Linked DNA regions of Homo sapiens: region 2 is linked to region 1. A link is a contact called in ENCODE Hi-C or POLR2A ChIA-PET data. All regions are on one chromosome and are shown on one strand. The core of a region is the stretch at or near the end of the contact, and the rest is flanking DNA. Distances in the headings are between cores, read along the strand shown. Region 1 overlaps CTIF (cap binding complex dependent translation initiation factor). Region 2 overlaps SMAD7 (SMAD family member 7).

Region 1 (7,173 bases), core at 3,081-5,580:
TCAGACCGCCCGGCTCCAGCCACCCTCGCCGGCAGACGCATGCAGATACACAGAGAACGGGCTGTTATCTCTCCTCTCCAGCCCGTTTCCTCCACTTCTCAAACAGCAGATTTCTTCCAGCCTGGCTGCCTCCCCTGGTCACCACCCACAGCCACTGGCCCCTGGGGCCCGGCCAAATCCCCCGCACCCTCTTTGCCCTAGACTGTGACGCCGAGTCTCTGCTAATCAGACAGTCGCCTCTGCCCTCCCAGCCGCCGCCCCCAGAGTTCCCTGGAAATGTCCCTTCTGCAGGCCCGGCCCCCGCTGCGGCGCACGGCTTTGTCTGCACACACAGCTGACTTGTGTTTGCAGGGACAGACAGGGGCTGGCGCTGGGGCCGGAGCCAGGAGGCACTAGGAGGGTAGAGCAGATGGGGAAAAACACAAAGTCCAGAGGACAAACTTTTGCAAGCAAACCCTTTGGGGTCATTTGGGAGCCTGACAACAAGAAGAGGGGGGCTCACAAAGCCAGAAGCTCCGTGAAGGCAGGGATGGGGGGGTCTTCGCCTTCTGTGACTCCCCCAGCAAACATATTGGCTTGCTAGTCTTTTGCGATCTGAGTACAGGAAAAATCATGCCAGCTAGGAGGGGATGGGATGACAGAGGAGTCCAGGGAGAGAGGGAGGGACAGATGGGCCTCCTGAGGCTATCAGCACGCCCCCCTCCTTAAGCCCTACCCCTGCACTCTGCCCTGCTAGGTACACAGAAGGAGATCCATAAATGCTGGTCATGCTGAAATGGCCTCTGGCCATCTTGCCCCTGTGGGGCCCTTATTCCACTGGCTCCCCAGCACGCTGCCTCTTGTGTGCGGACCGGCAGGAGGGAAGCCTGGGAGAGTGGCTGAGACAGCCCAGCACACCATGCATGCATCTTGATGCATGCTACATGAAAGGATCCCCCTTTATCAGGCAGAGAACCCAGTGTCCACAGTGCCCCGCCAAGCTCGCAGGGAGGGACACGCATGAACCGACGCGGCAGAGGTGCGTGTGCCACGTGCTGGATAAAGTGTCCCTCACCCTCCCACAGTCTCCCTCCAGCCTTTGCAGTTTTGAGCCTGATTTTGAACTAACACCGGGACACCGAGATGACGGGGTCATGATAAATCAAGTTGTATGGGGGTGGGAGGAGTTTTTAGCTTTTGTTTTGAAAGGCATAGCAGCACAGTGAAGAAAGCGATTTACAAGGTGGCTCTTTCTCCGGGTAGCACTCTGGGCTGTGTGCTGAGGAAAGCTTAGAAGGGTTTCTAGAGGACTGAGCAACCCAGGCTGCCTTGGCTCACACCCCAGGGTCCTCACTTCTTAATCATTTAGTGTTAGAAATGACATAGCGCACAGGCTCTAGTTTTTTTTCCTCTCTCCCTCTCCCTTTTTTTCTTTGCAGGCTTGGCCTCTTACACTTAGTGATCTGTAAGGAAGGGACCAGTTAAAGGTGCCATCACCCTTCCTCCAGCCTAGACAGGCAACGGAGGTACACAGCCTCATCTGAGACACAAGCTGCTTCCTTAGGACTTCTGCTGCTGGAACCTGTCATGGGAGACTCTGCCACCTGACCTCCGGGGCTGCATGCAGATGGTGCTCACAGATGCCCATACCCCACAGACCAGGGCCCACCTTCACCCAGAGCTGCAGCCTCCAGCACCTAGGGCTGCCAAGTGGAAGCAAAACATACCGATCTAAGTGGTCTTCTCTTTGCATTCACGAATCATGAAGGTGGTGGGTTGGAAACCAGCCCAGTGGGAAGGAAGGACATGGAGAAGTCTTGTCCCCCTTGGGAGGACAAGGAACCATTCTTCTGTCTGTCTGCAGCTTGGTGGAGACTCTCCCCCACCCCCGGCAAGACAGGAAAGGAGGCAGCAGACCCAAGCCCGCTGCTAAGCGCTGGCCGGGAAGCTGTCTCTCAATTCTTTTGGTCATAAGATGGCAGTGGGGAGAGCCCAAGGCCTGGCCTGTGGGGAGGAGGCTCTGAAAGCATGGCCACCTAAATGGCATGTTTCTTATCTCGTTTCCCTGTCACCTCTCCTCAGCCTTATAACTGACCCCCTCCAGATGCACTCCTGACCAATCAGGGCATGCAGGTGGCAGTGTGTTCTGAGGAGACAGAGTGTGGGGTACCAGGGACTTGGCTCCAGTTCTGTCTGTCACTGACCAGCTGCGTGACTTGACGTATACCTCCTAAGCTCTCTGGAACTTTCTTTCCCCATGTATAAAATGGGGCTGTTAACCCCCACCCACAAAGGTCTAAGGGATACTTATGGCCCACAGTGTATGCATACAGCTGGTATCCAGCCAGTGACTGCAGAGAGCTGGCCCAATGGCAAAGGAGGAGTAACTGGTGTTCCTGTTGGACCCCTGACAGGAACCCCCAGACATGAGCGACACCAGTCAATGTTGTGTTTATACTAACACCATCGTCCCCACCATTCAAGCCTCATCCACCCAAAGGAGGCAGGTATTATCTATTACCCCAGTTTATAAATGGAAAACTGGGGCCCCGAGAGGGAAAACCACTTGCCCAGGCCACACAGCTACGAAGTATTAAACTTAGGATTCAAATCGGGGCTGTCCAGATCCTGTACTCTCAGTCAGGGCTGAAACAGCTTTGTGGCATCATTGTCAGCCAGAACAAAAAGAAACAAACTGTCATTCTGGGCTCCCCAGGGACCAGCGCGACCTGCTGGACTGATGTGTCCCGATGCGGTGCTAGTGAGAATGCCCCCAGAACGCCTCCAGTTCTGGGGTTCAGGGAGCACTCCCAACCCAAGGTGCTCACCTCCTGGCTGCTGGCATTTCAATGAAGTGTAGTACTCCATGCCCATCCTCACCGCCACCTCAGGCCCCTGGACACCCCCACCACCTCTGCCTGTTACCTGCTTCACAGTCCCACGGTGGTTGATGGGAGAGGCCTTCCTGGCTCAGGGGTAGAAATCAGAAATGGGGTGCCCAGGGCACACCATGAACTACCCCTTCTGCCAACATGCCCAGAGGCTGAACGGCCATCCCCTGGCCAGGTTCCCCTGGTACAAACCCCGGATGAGAGTCCCATCGATGAAGATAGACCAGGGACCTTTTCTACCAAAAGGGAATGCCTGTGGCTTTCCCCGGTGCATTTTCTGGGGGATTGAATGCTTGTTCTAAGTTAGCTTGTGACTGACCTGCTCACATCCTCCCCTGCACTCCTGCAGACCTGGGGCTCCCGCCTCCTGATTGATAAATGACATACCCTTTGAACAGCTAACATTTCTGAATGAATAGCTAAAATAAGGAAGTAACTACAATAGAATCGACCCCATTTTTCTACCTGGCTCCTTAGAAGATGGCTGAGAATGCCCTCCTGGCTCAGGCTCCCATGCTGTGCACAGACATTTTTTCTAGAATTCTGAGGCCCTGTGGGCTGTTTGCCTTCTACTTTAGGAACATCCTAACGGGTGGCTGCTAAAAAACCCCAAGAGGAATCCTCACAGAATGTTCCATAAAACATACTGCAATGACCACAGGGGCCCCAGGCGTGGGACCAACAAATTGGCGGTGTTGAAACAGTGACTCTACGGCTGCCCACTGCTGGTGACTCAAGGCATGCCTGTTTCCGGGTCCAGGCAGGTGTGGAAGGAGCTGACACCCCACACGGAAGCCCCTTTGCCTCTGTACAAGGCTACTGAGGCCAGATGAGGCTGCGGCCTGCTCTCTGTCCCACCGCCCCATGGCCTGCCCTTGACCCTGGCTGCAGTCCCTCTGTCCACCCCTACTGCATGGGAGAAGCCTGTTGACAGCCAGGGCTCTTCCCACAACCTCTTCCTGCTGTTTGAGAAAGAACATAAACAACACTAGACAAACCAATGCATTTTAAGAAAATGCAGCCTCAGCTGGTTGATACTCATTCGTTCCTAAGGGCAGCTGGGTCTCTGGGCAGGCACTGTTCCCAGGGAATCCAGGACCCATGCTCTGTCCTCCTTCTAAGCTACCTGAGACCTCGGTGGCCCTCCTGTGGCCTCCAAGAGCCCTGGTTGTCTTGGGTATAAAATGGGAATGAGTACTACACTGGCCCGTTTTGGAGGTCTGGAGGGGACCCTTGCTGTGGGTTCTAGTCCAACTCTCAGCCTGAGGTTTCTGGACTCAGGGCTGGGACCCCAAGGGGTCTGAAAATTGCACATAGGAGGGTGGCTTGGTGGCGGTCACCATCATATAGTTTAAATCTTCCCTGTGGGACAGCCCCCAGGATGCCAAGATGCTGGGAGGTGGCCGCAGGCAGGAAGGGCTGGCCTTGCACACTGGTGCCCCCTGCAGGCCGCCCTGCCCACCCAGCAGGTGCTGCCGCCAGCACACACAAGCCAAGCAGGCCCCAGACTCTGTAAATGGGGCCAGGCGGGTGGGAAGGAGCCGGCCAGACCCGCCGGGTGGGGAGAGTTGGGGATGGGTCCTGCTCTGCACTGGTCAACCCGCTAACCAATCAGTCAGCAACAGGCATTTTAGCAGGCACCCTCTGTTTGCCTAGCGCATCTGCTTTGGGATAACAAAGCTGGAAGGAATGTCTGAAATGACTTCTAACCTCTCCATGTTTTATGGGTGAGGAAGCCACCATCAGGGTAGAAGGCCTGGCCTGAGGTCGCCCAGCCAGGGAAAGGCAGGGCTGGGGCTCCCCACCGGATCTCCTGCAGCCCAGAGCACCTCCTCCCACGCCGAGCCTTTAAATCCTCAGCTTCTGGTTCCCTGTTTGGGATAAACAACTGCCAGATTGCAGACAGAGCAGCTCCCATCTTCTCTTCCCACCCGCAGTGGGTTCCAGCCTCTCCCTAGTCCTAGACCTCCTTGCAACCTTCACAGGCTCAAGGCACTTGAGGGGCTGTGCGAGGCAGACAGAGGTGCCACAGGCTCTGCTGGAGAGGGCCTGGTGCCTGGCTGGGGAGACCTGACCCACAGACCACACCCGACCCAGTGCCCTCGTTTCCCCTATGGGGATGCTGAGGCTCAGACGGTGACATTAGTTGAGGGGCTGGCTTCAGACTTTCTGCCTCCTGCTCCACCACTTGAGGGAGGGGAGGAAAAGGGGCTTCTGCAGAGGGGAGTGAGGTGAAAGCAGCAAGTGTTGCTGTGCAGACCCGCCCCATGGCAGCCTCCTGCACAACCCTGCTCTGGCTCCTGCAGAGCTCCTGGGGGTGGCATCATGCTCCCCCTCCCCCACAGCGAGCACTGCACCTCTGTGCCTGGTTGGGCGGTGGGCGCCCATCTCCATATAGCTCTGGAAGCAGCTGGTGCACAAAGAGGGGCTGGTTGGGGCACATGGGGGCATATGGAGGTGGGCATCCCTACCCTCTCCTACAAGGCAGTAACCTCACCAGGGAGGGGTGGCGGGTATCTTCTGGCCTCAGATGCCAGGCCCTTGGTGCCACACCACCTGCCTCAGCAAAACCCCAGGGTTCAGAGGCCCTGGAGCCTGGCCAGGGTCGCAGATTCAGCAGCCCACTCTGCCACCTGCAAAAGACGGCCCAAGGCTGGCAGGAAACTCACGCCTCTTGAGGTAGAAGTTTTAGTTTTGGATGAAAATATGGTCTTGGCCTGAAATGGCAAGAAGCAGGCGCCAGCAAAATGAACGGGCCAGTGTGGTTACAGTGACCTGGGGTCACGGCCCGGCTGGGCAGCCTCAGCCCTGGGCTTGCTGATTGACACCCTCCGCCAGGCTGGCGGTACCTCCTTCCCCAATCCTCCTCTGCAACCCCCAGTCCCTCAAAGGGTCCTGCCACTTACAGATCCTCTTGTTGTCTTCCTTCCACCCAGATCCTGCCTCTTCCTTCATGCTTCCTCCTCCAGGAAGCCTTCCTCAACCTACTCCACTTACAGGGCTTGCCCCTTCCTCTGATGTTCCTAAACTGCCCTCTGGCTGAGCTGGCCCTGCCCCCCTTTATGTGTCAGGCAGAGGCCAGTGCCTGTTTCACTGGGGTTTCACAGTACTGAGCTCAGGGAACCCTGTGGGGCCTCCAGGCCAGTCCCAGGGCCCCTTGGAGAGCTTTCCTTGTGGCTGGATCCTGGGCTGTCTACAGTGCTGCACCCAAACCTCAAGTCCTACTGTGCCGGGGGCCCCTGGACTTGTGGAAGAATCTCTGCGTGGGCATCTCATGGCGCTTTCCCTGCCTGGGACCTCCCCTAAGAACCTTGAATGAATGGAATCATCAAAAGGAAAAGGAAAAACATGCTGCTATGAAATTCACAAGTTTCTCCTGGAGGAGGAGTCTTAAGGGAACACAGGTAAAAGTCAGGCATTTCAGTGGATTTTAACAATGATAATGTCAGTGCAGTAGGCAGGAGGAGGAGATGGGTATTATGACCCCATTTAACAGAAGAGTAAGTGTAGGGCTGCCACGCTTGAGATCCACCCAGAGTCAACCAGTTGCATGGCGCCACAACTAGAGCCAGGGGGAGGTGGCTGGCTCTTGGCCGCTTGAGTTATTTCTTATGCCACAGGTGGTAAGGCATTAAAGGAAGGGTCTATGGCAGGGAAGGCTGATTCCAGGTGACTGTGCTTCGAACCCCACTTTAGAGATATTACTCCCCTTGCCACATTTTTTTTTTTAATACTCAGAATAATGCAATGACGGTTGCCTAATGGGGTCCATGCTAAGTATGGGTCCAATATGTGGCGCTCCAATACGCAGCTGCTCAAGAATGCACTTATTCCGATTATAGCTATTCACCAGCTTTAGCTGGAGTCTGGCTTTCCCCAAATACCTCCTAAGCTACCCCCTTCTTTCGTATGGCCTTTGCTCTACGGAAAACTGGGAGGCAGGGGCATGACATGGTGACGTGCTGGCTCCCAAGCCCTCTCTGCTTAATGGGTCTAGGTGTGAATGACCTGGGTGCATACAGACTTCTCTGGAATACACTTGGTCTCAGGCTCGGCACTGTCAAGGGGGTGCTGGAGGGGGGACGATTTTGAGCATGCCTGTCCTCATACTTCAAAGTGGCCTGAAGCTTCTCTCACTCTGGGACCTGGGATCTGTCCTGGAAGGGCCAGCAGAGGGTTAAGGGAGGGTCGTTCCCTGCAGGTTCCTCCCTGTCCCCCCCAAAGAGGCCGCTGTTTTTCCCTGAAGACTCAGAGCTCTGCACCCTGATACCGAGTGAAGGCCTTTAAACCTGAGCTCTAGGTG
Region 2 (7,173 bases), core at 1,828-4,327, 160 kb before region 1:
GCATGAGCCACTGCGCCCGGCCTCTTTGCTCCTTTATTATTGTTGTTACTGTGTCATAATTCCTTGCAGAATTATGATGGCCAGGCTGGTCTTTACTTCCTTCGGTCCAGGCCTTGAACTCGGAGCAGCACTCTCAAAGCAGTTGTCTTCACCTGGCAGAAGAAAAAAAAGGTGTAAAGTGCTGGTTCCTGGACTTGCTCGCACACTAAAATCCCTCGGGATTCAGCTTCCCAGATAACTTTCTTGCTTCTTTGTAGAGACATTTGAGAGAAAACTATTATTAACTATACATGGTCCACTGTTTTGCTTTGCTGTCATGAATGGGATTGTAAAAGGGACCCATGGGACCGGGTTTCCTTTTGGGACGATGAAAATGTTCTGGAACTGTAGAGTGGTGATGGTTGCACAGTTCACCGAATGTATTCAATGCCATTGGTGGCACATTTTAAGTTATGTGTATTTTACCACAAGTTTGACCAAAAAATGGCCAGCGGTAGGTTTTAAATACATGTAGATACTTGGATAATCTATAAGGAACAGTGATTGTGGAGAGTAAAATTGGAGAGACTTCTGTTAGTTGCCTAGGACCTGATGATGGTAGACACTTGTTTTGGTGGCAGCCCTGAGGTCACATGGGAAGTACATTGATGGACCAGGGAGCAAGGCTGGTAGCCTGCCTGGGATCTCGTGTGTGTGTGTGTGGTGTGTGTGTGTGTGTGTGTGTGTGTGTGTGTGTGTGTGTTTTGAGATGGAGTCTCACTCTGTCACCCTGGCTGGAGGGCAGTGGCGTGATCTCGGCTCACTACAACCTCCACCTCCTGGGTTCAAGCCATTCTCATGCGTCAGTATCCCTAGCAGCTGGGATTACAGGCGTGCCACACCATGCCTGGCTAATTTTTTTCTAGTAGAAAGGGCGTTTCACCATGTTGGCCAGACTGGTCTCGAACTCCTAACCTCAAGTGATCCTCCCGACTTAGCCTCCCAAAGTGCTGGGATTATAGGCGTGTACCACCACGCCTGGCCTTCTGCTGTGTGTTACCTGAGCAAGCAGACACATCTGTGCTGATCCTTCGACCTTCCTTTTTTCTTCGTGGGTTCCAGAAATGAGAGACAGGAAAGTTCCCTCTGGTTTGATTCCCGGCCTGACTTTTCTGCTGGGGGAAGTGAATATGCTTGTTCTCACTCTGCGGGGTCCCCCTGGCCTGCCCATCCCAGTGACTGCGAACCAGGATGGTGCCAGGGTTGGCTCCAAAAGCTGGTGATCCAGACCCTTCCTGGGCCCCTGGAGACCCCAGTCCCTGTGATGTCCTTGCCCAAGTTCTAGGGCTGCAGTGGCCGTAGGTGACTGGCCCGGGCACCCTCCCTTTGCGGGAGCCTCGTGAAAGGATACTGTAAGCACAGCCACAGGGAGGTCACCACTGGCCCTACCACCTCTCGCTCGGTATTGAATGGCTAGCCCCAAGCCTGGCTGCCTGCCTACTGTCACACAGAGGCTTCCTCTCCGGGCTATTTTCAGCGGGAAGATATTATTAACTGCTGAGGCACAGTTCTCAATTTAGTGGTTAACACACCAAGAAAGCAACACTCACCTGATCCCGGCCACTCTACCTAAACCTGTTGGCTCACTTGGGGGACTCGGCTGCCCCCCAGCCTCTCTGTTTCTCTCTGTGGGTTCACCTGGGAGATGTGGGCTTCCACTCCCGTGGAAGGTGCCCCGTGGATTCAGTATCTGCTAGAGAGAGAACCAGGCTTCTTACGAAGCCAACTCTTAAAAGGTGTAGAAAATGATCGTATTTATACTCTAAGATGGGGACATTTTTTGATAGGGGTGGGCACTGGCTGGGAAAAGGGACTTTCAGCGGTGTTGAGGACAGTTATTTAAAACAGGGTGATAACTTTCACCTTGTAAGTTAACAGGAAATATTGGGACAAGACAGGAAATTGCATCATCTTTTTTTTTGAGAATAACTCCAGAGAAAAGTGGTTCGTGAAAGGTAGTGGCTGAGAAACGGCTAGCCTGTTTTCTGTTTTGTGTTTTTTTTTTCTTCCCTTCCACTCCCACGAGAACATGTAGGCCATTTTCTTTAAGAAAGAGGCTGTTTGAGAACTTTATGTTATTTTTATTATTTAAAAAAATATTTTACCAGAAGGGTCACCTTCAGTTGAAATGTTAACTGCCGCCTTATTTCCCATTTTACTAAAGAATCTTTCATGACTTTTTCAGCTTCCTTCCCCAAATGGTAAGGCCAAGCAGCTCTTGGCTGGAAGCTAATTTTGGTTTGGCTGGGGAGTCCTCAACACTGAGCCCCACCCAGTGTCATTAGCTCAGTTTTAACTTGCAAAAAAAAGATTGTATTTTTTTTTTTGATGGGGGGTACGTAAGAATTTACTCACGCCTTTAGCCTTTTTACCCACCCCCGGTACTGCCTTCCCCTAACAGAGGCACCTGGCACTTAGCCGCCGGGAACTCAGGGCTGCCTTCGTGTTTTCAAGCCACCGTGTCCCCCTCATCCTGCAGGAGTTCTGTAACTTTCCTGAGACTATTTCTAGGGTGCTAGTGAGGAGTGGAGGGGAAATGGGTCTCGGAGCTGCCCTGGTACAGCTGTGTCCAGTAACGGTGCTGTGCTTTGGAGGAAGGAGTGATATGGTTCACCTAGAAGCATCTCCCAGAGAGGGGGCTTATCACAGCCCTACAGTGGTGCAGATAAGGTCCAGTTCCATTTTTTGTCTCTGGGTTTCTAAATCCCCTCTTTGTTGATGTCATTGTTCTAATGACACAGGGCATGGGACAGTGCCCCGGCCCGTGCTGCCAAGGAGCCGTCTTTAGGACAGAGACCAGAAAGAAAGAGACCTGTGTGTGTGGCTGGCCCGCTCTCCACTCACGCTCACCCCCACCCTCCCAGCTTTTTCCTTAGCGTGCTTTGTTTTGTTTTCATAACACAACAAGGGCCCTGGGGTGTGTAAAAGCATTGTTGAACACTTGGTGAGGGCAACTTGTCCAAACAGAGCAGGACGCCAAAGCAGAATGCTGTGGGCAGGTGGTGTGCCCACAGAGGTTGGTGGGCCGGCGCCGGCCTTGGAAACACCTCTCAGTGGCATATGCCGCGGCGGCTGAGTGTGACCTAGCGCAGAACAGGGCTTCCCTCTTGTGTCCTCCGTGGGGAGTCCAGGAGAGGGACTTGGTCCTTCTGGCTGACTCCGTGCTTGGAAGGTGTGCTCCCCTCTCAGGTGGGTTCACATGTGCCTCCCTCTGCCGGGTGTGAAGCTAGGTGGGCCCGCTGCTTTGGAAGAAGCCAGTGTGTCCCTGTGGTTTGTTTATGGAGCAAATATGTATTGACACCTATTATGTGCCAGGCTGTGTGCTGTGCAGAGGACCAGTTCCTGGGCTGGGTTAGAATTAAGAATTGGCAGTTGGAATGGCTTGTCCGAAGGTGATGTTGAATCCATGGGGATGGAGCCGGCGGGAGGGGGGATTGACTAGGAGTTGCCTCTACCTGGAGGCAGGCAGGGGCAGCTTCTGTAGGACAGAGGAGCCTGGTCCCTCCATGAAGCCAGGCCATAGGTGGGGGAGGTGCAGGGTGGGCCCCCTGGGATGGGCCTAGCTCTTGAGTCATCCACTTCTACTTCTGCTTTGGTTGTGTGGTCTGTTGAGAATTGAGATAAAGCAAAGCTTGTGGATAAACAGAGGTAGGTCTCCCGGGTTTTGGTTCCAGCCCGCCTCCCCACCCCGCTTCTTGCTGATTGTAAGATGACAGCAGGAAGAACAGGAGCTGTGGTTATAATCCACCCTCCAGACCCTGGTAGTACCTGGGGCACAGCACAGAGTGGAAGTGACCAGCCTAGCGCCAGGCTCCTCAGTGGACCACGGCCAAGGGGTGGGGAAACATCTGGAAAGACAGTATCTAATGTCTTGACAGCCAGAGGAGAAGTGGGATGTTTTCAAAGCCCAGGAGTGACTTTCCCTTTGTAACTCCAGAGGACTTGATTCGCAACGAAGACCATCTGGGGGATGAAGGAAATTCTTGCTTTTTAATTTTAAATCTGAGGGTTAAGCCCGTTTCTGAGGTGTCAGCCCTGTGTGTGAGGCCCTGGCCTGTCTGGGGTTGGGTTTGGATGAAATAATCTAAGATGCAGTTACCAGGGTGTTTCCTTTTCACATTCATCCTTCTCTGTCTGTTCCCCCGGGGCCAACCGATGGCTTCCAAGCTCTGTGGAGTTCACTAATTGAATTACTCTTCTCGCTCCTCCGTGAAGCCCCACCAGGAAGAAAAGGCGGGGAGAGCTGCTTTTGCTGGGGGGTTTGATCAGAGCAGAAAGGGAAGATCTGGTCTCAATTCCAATTTCATCTTGCAAAGTCGGGACTTTCTTTCAGCCAGAAGACAACTCAGATAACCAGGCCAGCGACTGTGTGCTCATTTCAGTATTGCTTTCTTACGTTTTGATCTGCGACTGTCACTCAACAGGAACAAAAACAATAAGACGCCAAGATATGACTGTGCCGTTGGCAGATTAGCTGTCTGCATTTTCTGGGGTGGCTCACTCGGAGGTTAAATGATTGTCCCTGTCCCCTGTCCCACCTTCCAGTCACCTCATGAAGCTGTTAAGTGTCTCCTTCCCCTGCAGGCTAAGTGAGGATCATCAAGAGCTGGGCCTGGGGACCTTGTCAGCCTCACTGCAGCCTCTGAGCCAGCCCTGCCCCACCCCCTCATGAATCAGTAACCAAGAGGGAAAATTAAAAAGTTAGTTATCAGTGTGATCTGAGTGCACCATACCGTTCTTACAAATAGATGGGCCCCATCTCCTGCTCAGTGGGGGCACAATCAAAACCCTGCTGGGGGGGCTGTTTTCTGGGGAAGAGCCCAGGATCGTGGGGCCTGCAAAAACTCAGAAGCCCCCCCACCTTCCCCCCAGGGTGTCCAGGATGCCCTAGTCCCAGGAGGGGGCTGGGAGAGAATTACAATGTCGGGGCCAGCATCCTCCACTTTCCTGTCACTAGAGGCTGGCCTGCTCTCCTGGGTTGAGGCCGAGTGTCTCAGCCCCTGGCTGGCCACATGGCCTTGCAGGAGCCATTTCTGTGTTCTGGGCCTCAGTTTTCTCATCTGCAAAATAAGGGCTTGGGCTTGGCTGCCAAGTCCCTTCGGTGATCTGTGATCTTTGTCTCTTGGATTTGAGGGGTGTGGGAATGATCCCCCTATTGATGAGATATCCCTATGGAAGCCAAAGACTGCTTCCATTTTAAAATAAAAAGGTTGTAGTTCTTTCTGTCTCTTGGCTCGCAAACTCTTCCAAGTATGGGTGAAAGCTGAGGACTCTGTTCAGAAAAATGCATGCTATACCACAATTTGTATACATCTGCAGGGGGCCGATATCTTTGCTGAAGCCCAGTCCCACCCGTGGAATCCCCAGTTCAGGAAATCTATGCTTATGAGGACTAGTTATGGGGGTGCAAAGGAGAGCCTTAAGAGAGCTGAGGCCTTTTTCTTTTATTGTGGTAAAATATACATAAAATATACCATATTAACAATTTTTAAGTGTATAGTTCTGTGGCATTAAGTACATTCATATTGTGCTATTATCCCCACCGTCCACATCCAGAACTTTTTCATCTTCCCTAGCTGAAACTTTGTTCCCATGAAACACTAACTTCCCTTCTCCCCTCCCCCAGCACTTGGCACCCACCATTCTTTCTGTCTATGAATTTGCCTCCTCCTCTAGGTACTTCATAGAATAGTGGAATCAGACAGTGTTTGTCCTTTTGTGATCGGCTTATTTCACTTAACATAATGCCCTCAGGGTTCATCCATACTCTAGCGTATGTCAGAATTTCCTTCTTTTTTAAGGCTGAATAATATTTTATTGTATGAATATTCCATGTCTGGTTGATTTATTGCTTGATGGACACTTGGCTTGCTTCTACCTTTTGGCTATTGTGAATAATGCTGCTGTGAACATGGATGTGCAAATACCACTGGAGTCGCCGCTTTCAGTTCTTCTGGGTATATACCCAGAGGTGGAATTGCTAAATTACACTGTCATTCTGTGTTTAATTTTTTAAGGCATCGCCAACGGTAGGGCCTCCTTGACTTGTGCCTCATGTGTCGGCACACACCGATCGCATGCGGTGGGGGAGCCCTACCCACCGGGGTGGGCTTGAGGGCGAATCCTGGGGCAGAGGGAGTGAGAAAGCGGGGAGGGGACAGTCTGTCCCTGCGCGGTGGGGGAGGGGCAGTGCTGGGCTGCTGCAGTCACCAGCCAGATTGGAGCTCACATTTATGGGAGCCCATGTTTATGGGAGGCCTGGAGGCTCTGAAAGGTGGGGCACCCAGCACAGAGCAGCTGGCCGTGTATGTTGGACTCCAGGGCCTTGTGACAGCAGCTTCTGGGTGGGGGACCCTTTCATTCTTCTTTTATTCCCTTGACCTCCTAACTGGAGGTTAGGAGTGGGAGGACCCGCCAGAGGGAGTGGGGGCTTGGGTCTGGGAGGTCCTGGGTGCTTTAGGGGTGAAAGGGCTGGGATGGCTGAACAGTGAGTGTGTCCAAGCGGGAGAGATTAGATTACGGAGGCAGACAGAAGTAATGATTAACTTTTCCAGTCTGCACGCTGTCTCCAGGCTGTCGTACTGTTGTTTTTCCCTCTAAGTACAGTGCGGCCCTGGCCTGGCCAGGCCCTGGTATTGGGTTGTAAAGTGAGAGATGGAATGAGGGCTGGGAGTGCACGGGGAGGGGGGCCAGGGAGGGAGCTCGCAGGAGAAGAAGGAGCTTTTCCATCGGATCCTGCATTGGAATTTATTGGCCGGAATGCAGTAAATGTTCAAAATGCCATCCCATCCAACAGTTTTCATAATTGTTATGGAACAAGGGGAGCCGGGGGAGGGGAGGAATGAAAAGGACTTTTGTTTCTCACTGTATTTTTCCATGTCTTCGGACAGTTTTCCTACCCTCTAGAAACTGGAGTGGAGTTGGATCTGTGGGGGATAGGGTGGGAGAAGGGTCTGCCTTTGGGTCCTGTGATGCCTTCCAAGGACTAGGGGTCCTGGTAGCCTGGGGCTTTATTAAAACGAGGCCCACAGCAAAAGTAGCTTGGTTTCTTGCACACACAGAGCCCCCCCACCACCTGCAAAACCAGGGAAAAACTGTCCTGTCCTTCTAGGGGTTTTGTCCTTTTGGAAAATT

The links. A loop is a pair of places that touch in the nucleus more often than their neighbours do. ChIA-PET counts read pairs that join two places held with the same protein, here RNA polymerase II (POLR2A). Pooled maps may share reads with other maps.
Region 2: a loop to region 1 is called in a map of ovary, with 2.2 times the contacts of the local background. The contact joins two enhancer-like sites. A Hi-C loop is called at or near these places in 72 of 168 maps with a recorded cell type or tissue (A673, B cell, CD14-positive monocyte and 45 more), 35 of 37 single-sample maps with no recorded cell type and 44 of 50 pooled maps. POLR2A ChIA-PET finds 5 or more read pairs at or near these places in 8 of 52 experiments (CD8-positive, alpha-beta memory T cell, GM12878, H1 and 5 more).

What each region holds. Positions count from the first base shown.
Region 1 is chr18:48,774,393-48,781,565 of GRCh38, reverse strand. All of the region lies in intron 9 of CTIF (cap binding complex dependent translation initiation factor), which reads right to left. LOC107985147 (a long non-coding RNA gene) reads right to left here. Exons shown (of 2, transcript XR_001753444.2): 1 at 5,777-7,173; 2 at 1,412-4,741. Among named protein-coding and RNA genes, the nearest start is that of CTIF-AS1, 64 kb to the left of the region's middle. RefSeq lists silencers at 388-570, 2,594-2,673 and enhancers at 391-1,022, 1,655-2,286, 2,327-3,268, 4,504-5,004, 5,005-5,505 and 1 more. Within about 2 kb of position 4,330, at least 11 of the 41 ENCODE cell types and tissues checked have a DNase peak (open chromatin) inside an H3K27ac peak, as active enhancers do; they include GM12878, dorsolateral prefrontal cortex, left ventricle myocardium inferior and 1 more, where a contact is called at or near this core.
Region 2 is chr18:48,929,647-48,936,819 of GRCh38, reverse strand. The region is part of intron 3 of SMAD7 (SMAD family member 7); the gene reads left to right. Among named protein-coding and RNA genes, the nearest start is that of SMAD7, 18 kb to the left of the region's middle. RefSeq lists enhancers at 1,573-1,642, 3,084-3,969, 4,228-4,377. Within about 2 kb of position 3,077, at least 18 of the 41 ENCODE cell types and tissues checked have a DNase peak (open chromatin) inside an H3K27ac peak, as active enhancers do; they include GM12878, dorsolateral prefrontal cortex, left ventricle myocardium inferior and 1 more, where a contact is called at or near this core.